2 separate regions of the Homo sapiens genome follow, and region 2 is linked to region 1. The links are chromatin loops, found by intact Hi-C in ENCODE. Cell type or tissue: chondrocyte. All regions are shown on one strand.

Evidence for each region. Peaks named below come from ENCODE experiments on the same cell type or tissue, not always from the same donor. Only the 100,000 strongest peaks of a DNase experiment are listed, where the experiment ranks them.
Region 2: it touches region 1 in a loop (5-fold over the local background); 5 of 110 quality-filtered maps call a loop at or near these places.

The regions. Positions count from the first base shown.
Region 1 is chr18:3,770,033-3,772,532 of GRCh38, reverse strand. The region is part of intron 5 of DLGAP1 (DLG associated protein 1); the gene reads left to right. Among named protein-coding and RNA genes, the nearest start is that of DLGAP1-AS3, 110 kb to the left of the region's middle. RefSeq lists a silencer at 907-1,126. In chondrocyte, CTCF peaks have their summits at 830, 1,035 (motif pointing left) and 1,267; no DNase peak of the experiment used is centred here.
Region 2 is chr18:5,056,401-5,058,900 of GRCh38, reverse strand. No RefSeq gene overlaps it. Among named protein-coding and RNA genes, the nearest start is that of LINC01892, 24 kb to the left of the region's middle. In chondrocyte, a CTCF peak has its summit at 964 (motif pointing right); no DNase peak of the experiment used is centred here.

The sequences.
Region 1 (2,500 bases):
AGAAAAGAAAGAAAGAATACACAAGGAGCTCATTAAGATCTCCGGGACAGAAGAAAGAAAGAAAGAAAGAAAGAGGGGGGTGGGGGGGAGGGAGGGAGGGAGGAAGGAAGGAAAGAAAGAAAGAGAAAGAAAGAAAGAAAGAAAGAAAGAAAGAAAGAAAGAAAGAAAGAAAGAAAGAAAGAAAGAGAGAGAGAGAGAGAAGGAGAGAAAGGAAGGAAGGAAGGAGAGAAAGAAAGAAAAGGAGAAAAGGAGAGAAAGGAAGGAAAGAGAGAAAGAAAGGAAGGAAAGAAGGAAGGAGAGAAAGAAAAGAAAGAGAGAAAGAAAAGGAGAGAAGAAGAGAAAGGAAGGAAGGAGAGAAAGGAAGGAGAGAAAGAAAGGGAAGGAAGGAAGGAGAGAAAGAAAAGAAAAGAAAGAAAGGAAAGAAAAGAAAAGAAAGAAAGGCTTAGGTTTTAACTGTTTTTACCATCAGAGTCTATGGTTGTTATAAAATAGTCAAATATTGCAATCTATTCATAATTCTATTGTATTTTAAATTTGCGCTTCTGTTCCCGAAATAAGCTTCACCACTTGCAGCTTAAGCCACAGAAATGCGAACTCAGAAGGGACCGGGAGAGGAGAGAATGTTCTTTCAGCGTTAGAAATTTATCTTGTAAATAGAAGCTGGCAGTGGCCACATGGATTTTTTTTTTTTTTTCAGAGCTAGGGCAGGCAGTTAGTAGACCTCAGTTACAGCGTCAGCTCTGCCACTAACTAGCTAGTTAGACCCAGAGCTGCTCTGAGCCTTAATTTTTTATCCGTTGAAGGAGAGCCTTTGAAAGAAGATAACAGCAATCCAGGCCCCTGACATCCTTTGATTCTTTGATTAAGTCACCAACGTCAAACATGGAAAAACTTGAATGAGCAACTCGCTCAGGATTTCCTGGAAGGCACCCTGACTTGGAGAGTGGTATTATGCAAGTCCCGCAGTACACACGGCACGTCCCGCCCGGGCGGTCCTGCGCAGTCCTCAGCCTCGACCGCCCCCTGCCGGTCCTCCCCGGGACTGACGCCGCCACCCGCCCCCGGGCCGAGCGCGTCTCCGGGGAAACACAGACGCACTCTCAGCTCCCCTGGACCTACGCCGTCGTCCCCCCACCGTCCTTCCACGGGGGCGCAGGAAGGAGTGGGACGGAGCATCGGTGCCTTTTTCATTAGAATAGACACAAAGCCCAATTAATAAAGACCCAGAGAAGAGGAAGGGAAGAACAAGACCCAGGGGTTAGAAGAGAGAAGAACAAGAGCGGATTCTCAGCCATGGGACCGCAGCTTGTGAAAGGGGAGCTTTGTTTATTTATTGTCTAATCTCCTTGCTGCCCTGAGCTCGTGCAGCACGTTCCTTATCGGAATCTTGGGAGCTTGGGAATTTCCACAACAGAATATGTCGAATAGCTTATATTGCTAGCATAATAGAGTACATTTTGACCAGAAAGCTTTTATCCCTTTTCATGTGGTAGTGATTGTTCGGTGCTTCTCTATAGAAAAGTTAAACCATCCTCAATACGGTGAATATTATCTTTCCATTCTTTCACCCAAGGCATAAGAAATTACTATAATTTACCATGGCATAAAGGTAATAAAAGTGGGTAGAAGTCATCTTTCCAACACCTAAACACCTATCTGGAAAAGCTTTTGACCACCAACAGTACTCATTATTTCTGTCTTTGTACCTAATTGATTTAGTCAGAGTATCTGTGGCCATTTAAATACTATGTGATTCTGGTGATAATGGATTGATGGGGCATGTTTCCATTTCACTCACAAATGCTTTCAAATATACTTCTGCCTTATAGCGTATGCAATTATACTTTCTGTTCAGAATCTGTGAAGTTAATGATTCTTCACATTTCCTGGAAAACTTTTATGTTTTTGTTCAGATGAATGAGTAGTTATTTTCTCTAAGTATAAATTTCAGAGCTGTTGCATTTCTACAGCTAAAGCCCATGTAAAACATAGCCAATGAATGGGCATTCATCTGTGTTTCATGGCACATCAAAATGTATTTTAAATGCCTTTTCCTATGGCCACCTCCAGTCTTTTTTGCCTTAATTATGGCATCAAGGTGACTATTAGGAGTTTGCAGTAGCCAGTGATGTGGGGGTAAGGCAGGAGCAATATTCAGGACATGTGTCTGGTCATTAAGAAGTACCCAAATTTCTAGAGACTCAGAGAAGAATAAGAGGAAAATTCCACCACCTCCCTTCTCCTGCCTGCCTTCTCTCTCCCACAGTGACAGCACTGACCTATCAGACAGGGAAAATGGAAGATGCAGGCCTTATGCATAGTAGTGCCTGTCTCCAACCAGGTCCCAAGTCCACCCATGAGTACATTCTTCAAGTGTGCTCTTCTCACTGCCACACACACAGACCCTGGTTCATCATGGCAGACGTTTAAAAATTTGGAGACTAACTTGGTTCTACTTATTCTTAGGTACAAACTCAGTTCCAATGTCCAGCTTTGAACT
Region 2 (2,500 bases), 1.3 Mb before region 1:
GAGCCGAGATGATGCTGTCTACGTAGAGCAGCCTCTGACCACAGAGTGGGGAAGAGAAAGCTGTACTATAGATGGGAGGTGGGGAAGGGCAGGGAGGCAAACAGAGAGCAATCAAGACAAGGGAGAAGTGTAGAAAATGTAGCTGAAGAGAAAAAAAGTTGCTTATAGAACTGTCCATGAGGAAAATGAGAATATGCCTTGTTTTAAAACCTCAAAGGACTGATTCACACTCTTATTTAGTGGAAATACATCAAGAGACTGCAAGCTTAACTTTCTCACAAACACATACATCTAAAAATAGCCTTTTGGAATCTAATTTATTGGTAAGCAAAGGATTGCAGCATTTGACTTACAATTAAGGTGTCACCTCCAAGTTAATCATAGGTCCATGGTTTGAATAGCTTAGATTCTCAACTTTCCAGAACATTTAGTAAGCGCTTGTGAAAAAGCTAAGAGCTCTGAAGGATAGAGGGGTTTATAGAAGATGTGAGACTGGTACCCTAATGCCTTCGTCAGGATCAGTATGGAGCAGACCCTCAGGACTGCAGAAGCAAGATCAATTCCTTTTGACAGGAATGACCAGTCAAAGACATGATGCAAAAGGCAGCATTTAAGGTACTCTTTAAAAAAATTTTATTATTATTATACTTTAAGTTTTAGGGTACATGTGCACAACGTGCAGGTTTGTTACATATGTATACATGTGCCATGCTGGTGTGCTGCACCCATTAACTCGTCATTTAGCATTAGGTATTTCTCCTAATGCTATCCCTCCCCCCTCCCCCCACCCCACAACAGTCCCCGGTGTGTGATGTTCCCCTTCCTGTGTCCGTGTGTTCTCAGTGTTCAATTCCCACCTAAGAGTGAGAACATGGACTTTTGTTTTTAACTAAGGGAACAAAGTCCTTTGATCCTTAAGGGGGTTTTGAGCCCAGCCTCGGTGTAGTTACCATTTATATCCACAAGATGGCAGGCACGACCCGGGAAGAGCCTGCAGTAGCCACCTCTGGATTTCAAGGTCTCCAGGCTCAGCCAGCTGGTGAGGTCTCTTGAGTCTCAAGAGAGGTTAGTGGGCAATGGCTTAGAAGCTGGGATTCAATTAGTAGCTTTTCCTATGTGGGAAAAAGCATCAGATCAGAGGACAATAAAGTAGCTAGGAGAAGTCATGAGGACCTGAGAAAGGAGGTAAGCAAATTAAAGCAAAATCAAGCAAAATCTGGATAGAGGAAGTAGGGTCATTTTAATAAAGAGTTGTTGCATGGCGAAAAAATCACAGGGACAGGCGGAAGGTCGGAGGAGCCAGAACGCCGGGTTGGAAAGTGAAAGGCTAAGAGATAAACCAGGCAGCAGAATGGAGGAAGTAGGGAAGAGGAGAGGGGCGTGTCAGGACAGCCAGAAGAGGTCTGAGCTTACAGTGCTATTCCTGCCCTCCTGTCCACATCCCTTGGTATGTCAAGGAGGGTTGACTGCTAGGATGGATTCTGACTTATTGGATCTTGGAGGAGGAGCAGGAAATAGAAGGCACAGAATAAGCCAAATCCACAGCCAATTCAGAGAATGGCAAACACTTCATTTTTAAAAAATTTAGATTCAAGAGCCACATGCACAGGTTTGTACTATACTGCATAATGCTGGGATTTGGACTTCTACAGAACCCATCACGCAAACAGTGAACATAGTGCCCAGTAAGTAGTTTTTCATCGCTTTCCCCTCTCTCTCTGTCCCCATTTTTGGAGTCCCCAGTGTCTATTTTTTCCATGTTTATGTTCATGTGTATCCATTGTTTAGCTCCCACTTATAAGTGAGAACATGTGATATTTGATTTTCTGTTTCTGTGTTAATTCACTTAGGATAATGCCTCAAGCTGCATCCATGTTGCTACAAAGGACATGATTTTCTTCTTTTTATGGCCGTATAGTATTCCATGGTGTATATGGAATTTTCTTTATTCAACGCACCATTGATGGGCACTTAGGTTGATTCCATGACTTTTTTTTGTGAATAGTGCTGTCATAAACGTAAGAGTGCAGATGTCTTTTTGACAGAACTGTTTATTTTCCTTTAGTAGATACCCAGTAGTGAGATTCCTGGGTTGAACGGTAGTTCTAGTTTTGGTTCTTTGAGAAATCTCCATACTGTTTTGCCTAGAGGTTGTACTAATTTACATTCCCACCAACAGTGTGTAAGAGTTCCCTCTACCACTGTTTTTCTCTGATGCACAGATATAACTATCTCACTCCAAATGTTTTACTTTTTTTTATTTTTAAGATCCAAGGTCTTGCTCTGTCATTCAGGGTGGAATGCAGTGTGAAATTATAGCTCACTACACTGCCACATCGATCTCCTGGGCTTAAGTGATCTTCTTGCCTCAGCCTCTTGAGTCGCTGGGACTATAGGCATACACTACTGTGACCAGCTATTTTAAAAATAATTTTTAAAAAAAAATTTAAAAAATAATTTTAAACTATGTTGCCCAAGTCGGTCTTCAACTCCTGGCCTC